Regions from separate parts of the Homo sapiens genome. Here region 1 is linked to region 2. A link is an interaction called in ENCODE POLR2A ChIA-PET data of the cell type or tissue named here. Cell type or tissue: MCF 10A. All regions are shown on one strand. Each heading gives the region's core, and the rest is flanking DNA. Links, peaks and the distances in the headings are about the cores only. Region 1 holds the start of LOC124901087 (a long non-coding RNA gene). Region 2 overlaps SNHG4 (small nucleolar RNA host gene 4).

What was found. Peaks named below come from ENCODE experiments on the same cell type or tissue, not always from the same donor. Only the 100,000 strongest peaks of a DNase experiment are listed, where the experiment ranks them.
Region 1: POLR2A ChIA-PET joins it to region 2 with 5 read pairs; 2 of 35 experiments call an interaction of 5 or more read pairs at or near these places.

The regions. Positions count from the first base shown.
Region 1 is chr5:140,378,986-140,393,273 of GRCh38, reverse strand. The region is part of intron 1 of ANKHD1-DT (ANKHD1 divergent transcript); the gene reads left to right. LOC124901087 (a long non-coding RNA gene) reads right to left here and starts at 13,239. Exons shown (of 2, transcript XR_007058967.1): 1 at 10,217-13,239; 2 at 6,485-6,701. RefSeq lists a silencer at 11,040-11,159. In MCF 10A, for the core only: no CTCF peak of the experiment used is centred there; no DNase peak of the experiment used is centred there.
Region 2 is chr5:139,280,264-139,282,763 of GRCh38, reverse strand. It overlaps SNHG4 (small nucleolar RNA host gene 4), which reads right to left. Exons shown (of 7, transcript NR_182757.1): 7 at 1-25. LOC124901081 (a long non-coding RNA gene) reads left to right here. Exons shown (of 4, transcript XR_007058956.1): 3 at 2,079-2,196. It also overlaps a transcript of MATR3 not described here. Among named protein-coding and RNA genes, the nearest start is that of SNORA74A, 2.7 kb to the right of the region's middle. In MCF 10A, for the core only: no CTCF peak of the experiment used is centred there; a DNase peak (open chromatin) is centred at 1,503.

The DNA.
Region 1 (14,288 bases), core at 5,192-7,691, 1.1 Mb before region 2:
AGACAGGCGGATCACAAGGTCAGGAGTTCAAGACCAGCCTGGCCAACATGGAGAAACCCCGTCTCTACTAAAAATACAAAAATTAGCCGGGCGTGATGGCAGGTGCCCATAGTCCCAGCTATTCAAGAGGCTGAGGCAGAAGAATCGCTTGAACCTGGGAGGCAGAGGTTGCAGTGAGCCGAGATTGCACCAGTGCACTCCAGCCTGAGTGGCAGAGTGAGACTCCATCTAAAAAAAAAGGAAAAACCAAGAGTCACATTGAGAAATAAGTACCAGTAAGTGTGTAGTTCAGCCCAGATGTTCTGGTCTACAGTTATACAAGCTCTTTGACAAGAAGAGGGTTCTAAGAACTGACAATCAATAAGTTACTGGGAGAAATCCAGAACTCTACCTTGTGCATTACAGTGAACCCTCTGCTTCTTCTATCCCACACTTGGTAAACCTGAAGCTAGTGACCCCAAACATCCTTTTTCACATGTCCTCTTACCACTGCAACTTAGGCAGCCACACCCACCTTTTGTAGAAGCTCTCCTTGGCTGGTACCATGTCCTTCTGCCACAGACTTTAGAACATCCCAGAATTGGTGAAAATTTTGAATCTTATGGTCTGAGCACTTTTTCTGATGAGAGAACAGCTAGATAGCAACCGCAGCAGCAAGAATCCTCTTATTTTACAGGTTATGGTGGCCTGGCATTTAGTGAATCAGCACTTTTGAGTCAGAAGAACCCTTGAGGGGTGTTTTAGTTTTTCACAATCCCCCCGCCCCGCCTTTTTTTTTTTTTGAGATGGAGTTTCGCTCTTCTTGCCCAGGCTGGAGTCCAATGGGATGATCTCAACTCACTGCAACCTCCACCTCCCAAGTTCAAGCGATTCTCCTGCCTCAGCCTCCCAAGTAGCTGGGATTACAGGCGTGTGTCACCATGCCCAGCTAATTTTGTATTTTTAGTAGAGATGGGGTTTCACCATGTTGGCCAGGCTGGTCTTGAACTCCTGACCTCAGGTGATCCGCCCGCCTCGGCCTCCCAAAGTGCTGGGATTACAGGTGTGAGCCACCATGCCCAGCCTTACAATTTTTTTTAAATAGAGGAGTAACAAGGAGTGAGCATTAGGATCAGTATCTCCCAATAAAATCTCTGAAGTGATTTTACATGACCCATCCATTACCCTCTGATATTTCCTGTGAGAACCTGAAGTACATAATTGCTTACCACAATGAGAAAGGAGCAGACCAAGGACTCCAACTCAAAGAGCAATTTGGGCTTATAAGTGAGGACTGAGTCACTCTGAAGGCTGATCTTGGAGACTCTTGTGGAGTGTTTGAACTCAACTCAGTTTGCCACACCCCTTTTTCATCAAGACAGTCCCATAAATCAGGAGACACAGCATGGCATTCACCTGCAGGGCAGGTAACAGTGCCACCTACCAAGTGTTCTTTCCCAAGGAAGTGGCTATGGCCCCGAAAGGACACTTGTAGAAAGTCTAGGCCAGACATGAGTCTGATATAAGCTCACAGAAGCTATTAAGAAATATAGTGGTCAGGACTCTACTCTGAAGCTTTTCACCTAGAAGCCCTTCTTAGACCCTGGCATTTACACCTCTGATGTCAAGGGAAAAAAAAAGAAAAGAAAAACAGCCAAAGTTGGACTTCTCCAGCAGAGATTTAGTCAATGCAAAAGGTTCGTCAGTTGAAAAGAATTGCATCACCATTCAGAGTTATGCAGGACATATGGGCAGGCCTGTTGTGGCCTCTGGAGTTTGGTTAAAGCCCTAAACTGTCCCAATGGCTCCACCCATAAGCTGGCAACATTTTAAATCAAGATTGAGCCATACTAGAGAGTCCAAAGAAAACAGCAATACTTTTCTGTATACCAGGGATTTCAAATGAATATTAGAATTCCTGGAGAGTGACTGAAGGGCTCAGAAATATTTAAAAACCCTTCAAAGCACTGGTTGACCACTATTCAGAGCCTGGTAATCCTCATGCCCAACAATTACTCTCACAAGTTCCCTGTTGCACTCTCTGTATACCATTAGCAGTAGTGTAATTGATACAATCTTTAGGGAAATAAGTTTGGAGGTGCCTTCATTTTATTTTTTTGAAACAGAGTCTCTGTCGCCCAGGCTGGAGTACAGTGGTGTGATCTCAACTCACTGCAACCTCCGTCTTCTGGGTTCAAGCAATTCTTCTGCCTCAGCCTCCCAAGTAGCTGGGATTACAGACATATGCCACCACACTCGGCTAATTTTTGTATTTTTAGTAGAGATGGGGTTTCACCATGTTTGCCAGTCTGGCCTGGAAATTCTGACCTCAAGTGATCCACCCACCTCAGCCTCCCAAAGTGCTGGGTTTACAGGCGTGAGCCATGTGCCCGGTCCTTCTTTTTTTTTTTTTTTTTTTTTTTTAAGTGCAACTACCCTTTGATTTAGCAAATCCATTTCCAACTCTGGAGGAAAAGTGGCACAGAAACCCTCACACATTAACTAAAAAAAAAAAAAAAAAATGTGTACAGGGACATTAATTAAAACCTTACTTGTCAGGGCTAGGCACGGTGGCTCACTCCTATAATCCCAGCACTTTGGGAGACTGAGGCAGACGGATCATTTGAGGTCAGGAGTTCAAGACCAGCCTGGCCACATGGTGAAACCCTATCTCTACTTAAAAAAAAAAAAAAAAAAGCCAGACAGGGTGGCTCACACCTGTAATCCCAGCACTTTGGGAGGCCAAGATGGGTGGATCACTTGAGGTCAGGAGTTTGAGACCAGCCTGACCAACATGGCGAAACTTCGTCTCTACTAAAAAATACAAAAATTAGCCAGGCATGGTGGCAGATGCCTGTAATCCCAGCTACTCGGGAGGCTGAGGCAGGAGAATCGCTTGAACCTTGGAGCAAAGGTTGCAGTGAGCTGAGATCACACCGCTGCACTCCAACCTCGGTGACAGAGCGAGACTGTCTCAAAAAAAAAGAAAAAACATTAGCCAGGGGGTTGGTGCACACCTGTAGTCCCAGCTTCTCAGGAGACTGAGGCACGAGAATCACTTGAAGCTGGGAAACGGAGGTTGCAGTGTGCAAGATCATGCCACTGCACTCCAGCTTGGACAAAAGAGTGAGACTCTGTCTCAAAACAGACAAACCTTACTTGTCTATCAATAAGTGGCTAAGTAAGCTGCGGTACAGTTATAACATGACCTACAATATACTTGTTAAAAAGAATGAAGAGGCCAGGCACAGTGGCTCACGCCTGTAACCCCAGCACTTTGAGAGGCTGAGGTGGGCAGATCACGAGGTCAGGAGATTGAGACCATCCTGACCAACATGGTGAAACCCTGTCTCTACTAAAACACAAAAAATTAGCTGGCCGTGGTGGCTCGCGCCTGTAGTCCCAACTACTTGGAAGGCTGAGGCAGGGGAATAGCCTGAACCCAGGAGGCGGAGGATGCAATGAGCCAAAATCACGCCACTGCACTCCAGCCTGACGACAGAGCAAGACTCTATCTCAAAAAAAAAAAAAAAAGAAGAAAATCAGAAGGCTGATTGTGCATGGTACACTGCCAAGTGAGGGAAAAAGTGAAATTATTTCAGTTTTTTACTAGAAGTATATCATTTTATTTGTGCATATATTGTTTGAATTTGTTTACAATGAGTATGTAACACCTTGGTAACAAAACTATTTTCCAAAACCACCCCAGTTATTACCTTAAAACCAAACTTTAGAGAGTTAGTAGATTTTTTTTGTTTTTGAAAATCTTTATTGTTATTATTAGTGTGTTTATCCAACAAATTAAGAAGAAAAATAAAATTTAAAAAAGTTAGAATGTACTTTTTTGGGCAAAATCTAGGGAGTTACATTTAACTCAGAGAAATGTGAACTTAGGGAAGAAATATTTCACTTATACTTTGACATACACACACATACACGGGTATATTACCACAATTTTGTTGTTGTTTTTGAGACAAAGTCTTGCTGCGATGCCCAGGCTGGAGTGTAGTGGCACAATCTCGGCTCACTGCAACCTCCGATTCCCAGGTTCAAGCGATTCTCCTGCCTCAGCCTCCAGAGTAGCTGGGATTACAGGCATGCACCACCACACCTGGCTAATTGTGTGTGTGTGTGTGTGTGTGTGTGTGTGTGTGTGTGTGTGTGTGTGTGTAGTAGAGACGGAGTTTCACCATATTGGCCAGGCTGGTCTTGAACTCGCGACCTCAAGTAATCCACCTGCCTTGGCTTCCCAAAGTGCTGGGATTACAGGCGTGAGCCACCACACCCGGTGAATTCTTACCCCCACCTGGCTAGACGGAGTCTCACTTTATCACCCAGGCTGGAGTGCAGTGGCACGGTCTCAGCTCACTGCAACCTCTGCCTCCCAGGTTCAAGTGATTCTTGTGCCTCAGCTTCTCAAGTAGCTGGGATTACAGGCATGCACTACCACACCCAGCTTTTTATTTTATTTTATTTTAAGATGGAGTCTCGCTCTGTCACCCAGCCTGGAGTGCAGTGGCTTGATCTTGGCTCACTGCAACCTCCATCTCCCAGGTTCAAGCAATTCTTCTGCCTCAACCTCCCAAGTAGCTGGGACTACAGGAGCCCGCCACCACACCCAGCTAATTTTGTATTTTTAGTAGAGACAGGGTTTCACTATGTTGGCCAGTCTGGTCTTGAGCTTCTGACCTCAGATGATCCACCCGCCTTTGCCTCCCAAAGTGCTGGGATTACAGGGAGGAGCCACCGCGCCTGGCCATATTGCCACAATTCTCAGAGTATGCTCTATAGATTCCTGCAGCCCTCAAGACCTTTTCAGGGGAATCCATGAAGTCAAAACTATTTTCATTATAATTCTAATATATTATTTTTCACTATATTGACTTGCACTGATGGTACAAAAGCAATGGGGGGGGGGGCTAAAAATTTGCTGGTACTGCTGGGTGTGGTGGTGCACGCCTGTAGTCCCTGCTACTCAAGAGGCCAAGGCAGGAGGATTGCTTGAGCCCAGGAGTTTAAGGCTACAGTGAGCTATGATCTCACCACTGCAATCCAGCCTGGGCAACAGAGTGAGCTCCTGTTTCTAAAAAACAAACAAAGATAGCTGGTACCTCAGCACAGTATTAGGTAATGGTATCAAACTGTACTAGCAGTAAATGTATTCTTCCCCATTGGGCACTCAAAGCAGGAAAAGGCCGATTTTATTAAGAATCCTTGATGAAGCAGTAAAAATTAATTTTATTAAAACTTGACCCTTGAGTACAAGTGTTTTTAATATTCTATGTGAGGAAATGAGAAGGATACACAGAGCACTTCTGCTATATATCAAAGTACATTTGTTATCTCAAGGAGCATAGCTATTTTGGTTGCAAGCTGCATTGGCCTTTTTTGTTTTCATAGAACACCATTTTTACTTGAAAATAGCACTGACAGGCAAATGTTGGTAATTCAGATGTGGATATTTGGCAGACATTCTCTGGAGCCTGTCACTTGAAGGAAAACACCTGACAATATTTATTTCCAATGATAAAATTCAAAACCTTTGAGCAAAAATGAGAATTTTGGAAAATTGTATATATTCCTGGTTGACAGTTTTCTAAAAGCTTTAAAAACTTTTTTGATGAGATAAATCATGGTATTAATAAATGTGTTTTTTATATTATATAATAAAAATGTGTCAATATTTGAAAGATCTGCACAGTTCAGTGAACCAATGTTTTCCAAATGACCAATCATGATGTTACAAAATCATACATGTGTAAAAGATCCACTGAAAGTATATTAGGCCAGGCGCGGTGGCTCATGCCTGTAATCCCAACATTTTGGGAGGCCAAGGCAGGTGGATCACTTGAGGTCAGGAGTTCGAGACCAGACTGGCCAACATAGTGAAACCCCGTCTCTATTAACAATACAAAAATTAGCTGGGTATGGTGGTGAGCACCTGTAGTCCCAGCTACTCGGGAGGCTGAGGTATGAGAATCGCTTGAACCCAGGAGGCAGAGGTTACAGTGAGCTGAGATGGCACCACTGCACTCCAGCCTGGGCAACAGAGCGAGACTCCATCTAAAAAAAAAAAAAAGAAAGTACATAATAGGCCTGTAATCCCAGCACTTTGGGAGGCTGAGGCAGGAGGATCGCTTGAGCCCACGAGTTCCAGACCAGCCTGGGCAACATAGGGACACCCTGTCTCTACAAATAATTTTTTTTGATTAGGGCTGGGCACCGTGGCTCATGCCTATAATCCCAGCACTTTGGGAGGCCAAAGCTGGAGGATCACTTGAGCTCAGAAGTTCAAGATCAGCCTAGGCAACATGGCAAAACCCTGTCTCTACTAAAAATATAAAAAATTAGCTGGGTGTGGTGGCACATGCCTGTAGTCTGAGGTGGGAGGATCGCCTGAGCCCAGGAAGTCAAGGCTGAAATGAGCAGTGATTGCAGACACTGCACTCCACCCTGGGTAGCTGAGCAAGACCCTGTCTCAAAACAACAACACAGAATGAAAGTATGTGATAGACCAATGGATTTTAATATAACAGAGTATGGACATTTTATAGTTATGGTCTCAACCTTTAAGAAACTAACAGTTGTTGGATTTTGGTGTATTGAAGGGAATATCCAGTTTTCTGAAAAATCTGTTGAAGTATTTCTTCCTTTTCCAACTACATAGCTGTGTTGAGCCAGATTTTCTTCATATTCTTCAACCAAAACACTCATGGATTTGACTGAATACAGAAGCAGATATAAGAATCAAGCTTTTATAAAGCCAGACATTGAAGATGCCACTCTTCTCATTAAATTTTTTTGTTTTGAAAAAAATTTTTTTGGTCAGCTGTGGTGGCTCATGCTTGTAATCCCAGCACTTTGGGAAGCCGAGGCAGGCAGATTCACCTGAGGTCAGGAGTTCGAGACCAGCCTGGTCAACATGGTGAAACCCCGTCTCTACTAAAAATACAAAAATTAGCCAGGCATGGTGGCGTGCACCTGTAATCCCAACTACCTGGGAAGCTGAGGCAGGAGAATTGCTTGAACCCCAGCAGCTGAGGTTGCAGTGAGCCAAGATTGCATCATTGCCCTCCAGCCTGGGCAACAAGAGTGGAAACCCGTCTCAAAAAAAAAGAAAAAGAAAGAAAGAAAATGGCAGAGGAAGCCGGGCACAGTGGCTCACACCTGTAATCCCAGCACTTTGGGAGGCTGAGGTGGGCAGATTACTTGAGCTCAGGAGTTTGAGACCAGCCTGGCCAACATGGTGAAACTCCATCTCTACAAAAGATACAAAACTTAAATGAGCATGGTGGCAGGCGCCTATAGTCCCAGCTACTTGGGAGGTTAAGGTGGGAGGATCGCTTGAACCCAAGAAGCAGAGGTTGCAGTGAGCTGACATCCCACCAATGCACTCCAGCCTGGCTGACACAGCAAGACTGTCTCAAAAATAGATAGGGAAAATAGCAGAGGATCTAGTGAAGGAACATGGTCTAGTTTGCATCACTGCACATTATAATCCCCTTTGTAAGTGGATATATTAATGGAAGGTGAACAAACATGTCTCTGAAAACAACCTGGAGAAACCCCCCAAGGCCATGATTCTTCCCTTGGGTTCACTTAGCTAGTAGGTTCCTGGAATTGGTACTGAAAAATTCCCCAGTTCTTGTCCAGAAGTGGTAATTCCTTTGGTCTTGGAGGCCCTAGAGGTTTTCAACCTCCCCATTTTGACCTTGCTGTTAGGTTCTGGCCCTTACCATTCTTTTTATTTTTTAACAGCTTTATTTTTTTTATCTATTTTTTTTTAGAGACAGAGTCTTGCTCTGTTGCCCAGGATGGAGTGCAGTGGTGCAACCATAACTCACTGCAACCTGAAACTCCTGGACTCAAGCAATCCTCCTACCTTGGCCTCCCAAAGTGCTGGGATCACAGACATGAGCTACTGCACCCCACCTTAATAGCTTTCTTAAAATATAACTCACATATCACACAATTCACTCAAAGTGTTCAAGTCAATAACTTTTATTATATGCAGAGCTGTGCAATCATCACATCTTTTTTTTTTTTTTTTAACTTTTAGAGATGAGATCTTGCTATGTTGCTCAGGCTGGAGTGCAGTGGCTGTTCACATACAAGATCATAGCACACTGTGGCCTCTAACTCCTGGCCTCAGCCTCCTGAGTAGCAGGAACTACAGGTGTGTGCCACCATGCCGTGCTTATCACATCTATTTTAGAACATTTTCTTCACTCCTAAAAAGAATTCCTGCACCCCATAGCCATTATCCCTAGGCCCCCAGCCCTAGGCAACCACTAGTTCACTTTATGACTTTATAGATTTGCCTATTATGGATATTTCATATAAATGGAATAATATATGATCCTTGTAACTGGCTTCATTCACTTAGAATGATGTTTTTCAAGGTTTATTCTTCTTGTAGCATGTGTGGGTGCTGCATTCCATTTTATGGCCAAATAATATTTCACTGTATGGATATAACACATTTTACTTATCCATTCATCAGTTTGGGTTGGTGACTCTTTTGGGTTATTTCTACTTTTTGTCTGTCATAAATAATGCGGCTATGAACATTTGTGTATGTCTTTATGTGGACATAAGTTTTAAATTATCTTGGGTCCCTTATCAGTTTTATATTTGCAAATATTTTATCCCATTCTGTGGGTTGTCTTTTCACTTTCTAGGCAGTGTCATTTGGTGCACAGAAGTTTTTTATTTTGATGATGTCCAATTTGTTTTTTTTTTTCTTTTGTTCCTTGTGCTTTTGGTATCATATCTAAGAAACCATTGCCAAATCCAAGGTCATAAAGATTTATACCTATGTTTTCTTCTAAGAAATATTTTAGCTCTTACATTTAGGTTATTGATCCATTTTGAGTTAATTTTTACATACGATGTGAAGTAGGTGTTCAGCTTCATTCTTTTGCATGTGGATATCTAGTTTTCTCAGCACCATGTATCAAAAAGATGATCCTTTCAGTCAGGCACGTTGGCTCATGCCTGTAATCCCACACTTTGGGAGGCTGAGGTGGGTGGATCACCTGAGGTGAGGAGTTCAAGACTAGCCTGGCCAATATGGTGAAACCCTGACTCTACTAAAAATATAAAAATTAGCCCGGTGTGGTGGTGCACGCCTGTAGTCCCAGCTACTTGGGAGGCTGAGGTGGGAGGATTGCTTGAACCTGGGAGGCAGAGGTTGCAGTGAGCCGAGATCATGCTACTGCACTCCAGCCTGGGCAACAGAATGAGACTCCCATCTCAAAAAAAAAAAAAAAAAAAGAAAGAAAAAGAAAAAGAAAAAAGACTATTTTTTCACCATTGAATTGTCTTGGCAACCTTATCAAAAATTAATTGACCATAAGTGTGAGGGTTTGTTTCTGGACTATCAATTCTACTTATCTGTATGTCTATCCTTATGACAGTACCACACACTGTCTTGATTATTATAGCTTTGTAGTAAGTTCTGAAATCAGAAAATGCGAGTCCTCCAACTTGGTTCTTCATTTTCAAGATTGTTTTGGCTATTCTAGGTTGGCCACTACTATTCTTACCCCAAGTGGCAAGGCTCCCTTGCCCACACTACTTCTTCCAAGGCATTAATTATGGTGACCTATAAACCCTAATCCTCACCCTCTCCAACCTCATCCTGCAATATTCTCTCTCTCACTCCTCCACTCCAGCAAGATAGTCCTTCTTTCAGTTTCTCAAGCATTTCAAAGTTTTTCCTGCCTGATGGCCTTTGAACTCATGTTTCCTTTGCCAAGAATGTTTCCCTCCACCCTCCACTTCCTCCTTCCTTTTATCAAGGCTGACTTTTTTTTTTTTTTTTTCTTGAGACAGAGTCTCACTCTGTTGCCCAGGCTGGAGGACAGTACAACAATCTAATCATGGCTCACTGCAGCCTCAAATTCCTGCGCTTGAGCAATCCTTCCATCTCACCCTCCCTCATAGCTGGGACTACAGGCATGTACCACGGCACCCAGCTTATATGTGTTTTTCTACTAGAATGTCTCCATTCTAGTAGGGGAGACAGAAAAATACAGGAGAGGAGAGATCCTGTCTTAGTTAACACTGAATTCCTACTGCCTGGCATATAATATATTTAATATGCATTTGTTGAATGGATGAATGAATGAAAGACCAATCCCTGGACAGCCCTTTAGTAGGATTCAGCACCAGGAAAAGAGGAAAGAGGCAATGAACTTGGCCCTCAAACCAGGGTTGCTTTCCTTGTACTCACCTTCTCTCATTTTGTGCCAGTCAGCAATTCCTCCCTCCTTTCATTCAAATAATTATCCCAAACTCTCCTCCTAATGAATGTCAATGTACATTTGAGAAGTAGATACAGACACATTCCTGCCTTCCCCAATCTCTGCTCTGGATTGCCTTCAGGGAAAAAAAAAAGCCAAAGATGTCTCTGACAATAGTTTATATGGACAAGTACACCCTCAGATCCATTTGCAGAGACAAAAATGTAGAGTATTGGGAAGCATGAGACACCAGACAAGGGTACAGAAGAATACAGAACTAAGAAGGTAAGAATTCAGAACCTCAGGGAGAATCAGAATCTCAGGCAGAGAGCCTGGGAATTCACATCACAACCTTTGATTCTAATGCCTGCAAAAGTTTGAGAACCATTGTCCCACAGCTACAGACTGGAGAGGAAAGGCCTAGGTTACTGATATGAAGGGATTTTCCCTGGGGCTTGGAAGGGAAGAGCTTCCAAGCCCTTGGTAATTCTGTATACAGCCCCGAGTCTTTCATCTAAAGATCTTAAAGAATGTTACAGGCATCAATTAACCTTTCCAGCACCCTAGACTGAAAATCCAGGCTCTTGGCCCTATTTTACTGACAAAAACTCAAACCTATGGTTTAGAGCCAAGAAAGGAATATCTTGGCTCACGTGACCTGAACTGAACAAGCTAAGGGGACTACAGGTACGCATCACCATGCCTAGCTTATTTTTTTATTATTTTTGTAGAGATGGAGTCTCACCCTCTTATGCAGGCTGGTCTCAAACTCTTGGGTTCAAGCAATCCTCCCACCTTAGCCTCCCAAAGTGCTGAGACTACAGGCATGAGTCACTGCTCCTGGCTGACAGTGGTTCTTAATCTGGGGACTTAAATTTATGTGTATATGTGTCACTCCTTGACTGTAGGCAGATGATACTTTCACTTACTCCTTGTCACTCAAGTCTCAGCTTAAAGGCAATCCCCTCAGAGAGGTCTTCCCTGAACACCCATCTTAAGTAATGTTTTCTATCATATCCTATTTTAATTTCTTCAGAGTACTTGTCATTATCTGAGATTATCTTACCTTTTCTTTGCCCCTCCTTCACTACAAGGTAAACTCCATGAAATCAGAAACCTATCTGACAGTACATTGTTGATGTTCAATAAGTGTTTGTTGAATGCTTAAATAAGCAAGTCTAAATGAAGATGTTTTCAACAATATGTAGATGCTGTTGAAATGAGTAAAATATACATTTATTTTTAAAGTCTAAATTTAGGGTGGGCACAATGGCTCATGCCTGTAATCCCATCAGTTTGAAAGGCCAACGTGGGAGGATTGCTTGAGTTCAGGAGTTTGAGACTAGCCTGGGCAATATAGCAAGACACCATCTCTACAGATAATTTTAAAAATTAACCAGGTGTGGTGGTGTGCACCTGTAGTCCCAGCTGCACTGTAGCCCCTCGGTCCCTGTAGTCCTGTAGCCCCTCAGCCTAGGCAGGCAGAGGCAAGAGGATTGCTAGAGCCTGTGAGATCAAGACTGCAGTGAGCTATGCTTGCACCACTGCACTCCAGTCTGGGCAACAGAGCAAGACCCTGTCTCAAAAATAAATTAAATAAATAAAAAGAAAAACCCTGATATGATAGTCTAAGTAGCTATCGATTGAGAGAAATACGTGCCCAGAGTATCACTTGGCTGGGTGCAGTAGCTCATGCCGTAATCCCAGCACTTTAGGAGGCCAAGGCGGGGGATTGCTTGAGCCCAGGAGCTTGAGACCAGTCTGGGCAACATAGCGAGAACCTATCTCTAAAAAAAAAATTATTGGCTGGGCACGGTGGCTCACGCCTGTAATCCCAGCACTTTGGGAGGCTGAGGCAGGTGGATCACCTGAGGTCAGGAGTTGGAGACCAGCCTGGCTAACATGGAGAAACCCCGTCTCTACTAAAACTACAAACAAATTAGATGGGCATGGTGACAGGTGCCTACAGTCCCAGCTACTCGGGAGGCTGAGGCAGGTTAGTCACTTGAACCCCCAGAGGTGGAGGCTGCAGTAAGCCGAGATCATGCCACTGCACTCTAGCCTGGGCAACAAGAGTGAAACTCCAGTACTTTTTTTTTAAGTATAGTTTAAATTTAGACTTTATTTTGAGACAGGATCTCTCTGTGTCACTCAGGCTGGAGTGCAGTGGTGCAATCACAGCTCACTATAGCTTCAAACTCCTGTGCTCAAGTGATCCTCCCACCTTAGAGCACCCCTTGCCCCATCCCCACCCCCACCCTGAGTAGCTGGGACGACAGGATGTGCCACCATGTCCAGCTAATTTTTTATGTTTTTTTTTTTTGTAGAGACAGGGTCTCACTATGTTGCCCAGGCTGGCCTTGAACTCCTGAGGCCGCAAGCGATCCTCCCCACTCAGCTACCCAAAATCCTGGGATTATAAGGCATGAGGCACTGCGTCCAGCCAGGGTTTTTCTTTATAATATTGAAAAAAGGGTTGGTACAATTTCCATTTCTGACATTGTATGGATTATAATTTCTGAACAATCTTCCCCAAAAAACAACTAAAATGATAGGTTAAATATAATTTTTAACTTTAAAATTCATAATGAGATAACACAAAAGTAAAGAGTTAGAATGACCCCAAGACAAATTAACCAAAATCAATTCTCCCTGAAACATTTTCTTAACTCCCAGTTTTGATTCCATATCACTGGCCACTCCTCAGTCTTCTCCTTTCCTGGTTGCTCCTCTATCTCTTAACCTTTTAACAGTGAAGAGTTCTAAGACTTGGTCCTTGGATCTGTTCTCTGATTGTACTTCCTTGGCAATCGTATATAGTCTGTGTTTTCAATATAATTTGTACTCTAATAAAATTATAAATTTTATCTCTGACTCAGATTTCCTTCTGTACTTCAGATTTGCATGTCCAGCTGCCCATTTGACATCTTTACTTGATTGTCTAAAATGCATCATACGGCCAGGCATAGTAGCTCACGCCTGTAATCCCAACACTTTGGGAGGCTGAGGCGAGTGGATTGCTTTGAGGTCAGGAGTTCGAGACCAGCCTGGCCAACATGGTGAAACCTGTCTCTGCTAAATAAATAAATAAAAATAAATAAATGGGCCGGGCACGGTGGCTCACGCCTGTAATCCCAGCACTTCGGGAGGCCGAGGCGGGTGGATCATGAGGTCAGGAGATCGAGACCATCCTGGCTAACACAGTGAAACCCCATCTCTACTAAAAATACAAAAAAATTAGCTGGGCATGGTGGCGGACGCCTGTAGTCCCAGCTACTCAGGAGGCTGAGGCAGGAGAATGGCATGAACCCGGGAGGCGGAGCTTGCAGTGAGCTGAGATCATGCCACTGCACTCCAGCCTGGGACACAGAGCCAGACTCCATCTCAAAAATATAAATAAATAAATAAATAGCATCATAATGCCCAAATATGAACTCAAGTCAATGGCAATTCCATTCTTCCTGTTGCTGAGACCCAAAACACGGGAGTCATCTTTGACCTCCCTTTTTCTTATATCCCAAGCAAGTAAAGGGAGGAAAGTGGAAAAGAAAAAGTACAAAAATAGCTCGATCCATCTAAAATAAGGTAAGAAAAGGAGAAAAGAGGAACAGAAAAATAGGAAATAAAAAGCAAATAAAACAAAATCAAATATATTAGAAATTACTCTAAATGTAAATGTACTAAATTTTCTAGCTAAAAGATGGATTGTCAAATTGGATTTAAAAACAAAAAACCTGGCCAGGCATAGTGGCTGGCGCCTGTAATCCCAGCACTTCTATAGGCCAAGGCAGGAGGATTGCTTGAGCCCAGGAGTTTGTGACCAGCCTGGGCAACATAGTGAGACCCCATCTCTACAAAAAATTTTAAAAAGTAGTCAAGCATGGTGGCACACACCTGTGCTCCCAGCTACTCAGGAGGCTGAGGTGGGAGGATCACTTGAGCTGAGAAGTTTGAGGCTGCAGTGAACCATATTTGTGCTACTGCACTTCAGGCTGCATGACAGGTGAGACCCTATCTCAAAAAAAAAAAAAAAAAAAACAAATTAGCTGGGCATGGTGGTGC
Region 2 (2,500 bases), core at 1-2,500:
GTAATGTGGTATCTTCAACGGGATCCTAGAACAGACAAAAGACATTACATAAAAACTAATGAAATCTGAACAAAGTATGGACTTTAGTTAATACTAATGTATCAATATTAGCCCATTTAATTGTGACAACCATAATATACCAATGTAAGATGTTATTAGGGGAAACTGGGTATGGTATATATGGGAACTCTTTGTACCATCTTCCCAACTTTTCTATAAATCTAAAAGTATTGTAAAATAAAATAAATTTTAAAGTCCTTTTTACTGTACTTTCCCAATGAGTATATCACCCTTAAGAAGCAGCACAGAACATTCTTACATCCTAAAGGGCCTTTACTGGAGGGCAAGGAAGACCAAACAAGTAACAGGGTCTCCTCTGAACAAGCCTTAGGCTACTAAACTGACAAATTTATGACTCATCAAGTTGGCTCATTACAAGTGTTCCTAAATAGCATTAAGGAGAAAGATGTTGCTAAGCAGAGATTTTAAGTTATTACAGTTAATTTGTTAATTCAGTGAAATTGTTTTTCAAGAGTATATTGACAGGTCCATTAACTGGAGCTGTGTTCATAAAGCCCTAATTAAGCAACAACATTCACAGGAGTCATTGTCACTCTTTTTAAGTTCTTAATTAGTTGCTCTTAGCACGGTGTTTTCCTTTGTGTGAATTCCTAGGCACTTAGCCACCTCTTTGTGTCCCTTTGGGACTTGCAGAATTTATCCCTCTGGGTTTTGCTTTTCTGGTTTAAATTTGAGTGAGGCATGATCCAAAATTTCAACATAAAATCCCACTGACACTAGTTTGTTTCAACCCAGCAAGTGAAATCATGGACAGGTGCCAGGAATAGTGTTTATTAATTGTGGTTCCCTCATTTTTTAAAAAATTCAAGGTTGGTGGGGGTGTTTGGAAACCCTCCTTATTTTTAGTTTTTCCTCTTAATATGGTACAGGCCTAAGACCTGAAACTTGGCCTAAGCAATGAAAAGAGGCACTTGTGTTTACTGCTACCTATGGCAGCTGGCAGCCTGGGTATTTACAGACCAGTAACCCTGCCAGTCTCATTCAAGTTTTCATTGCAGCATGGGAAAAGATTAACAGAAAAAAACTACTTCGGCTGGGTGTGGTAGCTCACACCTGTAATCCAGCACTTTGGGAGGCTGAGGCGGGTGGATCACCTGAGGTAAGGAGTTTGAGACCAGCCTGGCTGAAATGGCATGGCAAAACCCCATCTCTACTAAAAATACAAAAAAAAATTTAGCCAGGTGTGGTGGCGTGTGACTATAGTCCCAGCTACTTGGGTGGCTGAGGCAAGAGAATTGCTTGAACCCAGGAGGTGGAGGTTGCAGTGAGCTGAGATCGTGCCACTGCACTCCAGCCTGGGCAACAGAGCAAAAAAAAAAAAAAAAACAAAAAAAAAAACTACTTCGAGGCCAGGCAGAGTGACATCTGTAATCCTAGCTACTCAGGAGGCTGAGTCAGGAGGACCACGTGAGCCCAGAAAGTTGAGACTGCAGTGAGCTGTGACCACACCACTGCACACCAGCCTGAGTGAGACCTTGTCTCTAAAAAAAACAAATAACTACTTTGAAGCCAGGCATGGCAGCACATGCCTATAGTCCCAGCTACATGGGAGGCTGAGGCAGGAGGTTTGCTTGGCCCAGGAGGTCAAGGGTGCAGTGAGCTGTGCTTGTGCCACTGCACACCAGGCTGGGTGACACAGTTGAGACCCTCTATCAAAAAAGATTTTAAAAACTAATCTTCTTAGACTCACCAGGAAATATATTTCTTTGCTTAAAAAAAAAAAAATCGACAGGGATAAGTAGGTGAGTAACTTTATTTATCAAGTAGGAAATCCCATCAAATTATTTAAATGCACATGATTACACCATTGATGCCTTTTGGGATATTGAATACAGGAATACCAATGAATTATCTATTTTCAAGTAGCAATATAGGAACGTCTCTGCACATGGATAGCGCTACTGTAGTCAGGAAGACAACCTGTATGCTTAGAACTTGAGGCCTCAGATTTAAAGTACTGTGACTATTCATGACATAAAATTTTCCTCTTTCCTTAGGAGCCATTTCGGTTTTACCAACTCAGACTGAGATTGTGGCTGAGTTTGATAAGTGCAGACTGCTATTCTTTCTTAAGACCTCTCCCTTTGGAGCACATTAAAAGTGGAGAGAACTGCTGTAAGTAACCCATGCAAAAAAACACATAAACAAATCCCAAACACACAAAAAACAGACTATTTTTACTACTGGTTAATTTCTTGCAGTCACCTTAGTGCCCTAAAAGATGAAGAGTATGATGCTCTAAGGCAAAGCTATTGATAACATTAAACTTTTCAGAAAGACACATTGCTATTGGCTCTGAACCTGTCACTAATGAGCTGTTCAACTTTCAAGGCCTGAATTTCATTCTCCAGGACAGAGGTTGGCAAACCATAGCCTATGGGCCAATTCCAGCCTGCTGTTTTTGTATGGCTCTCAAAAT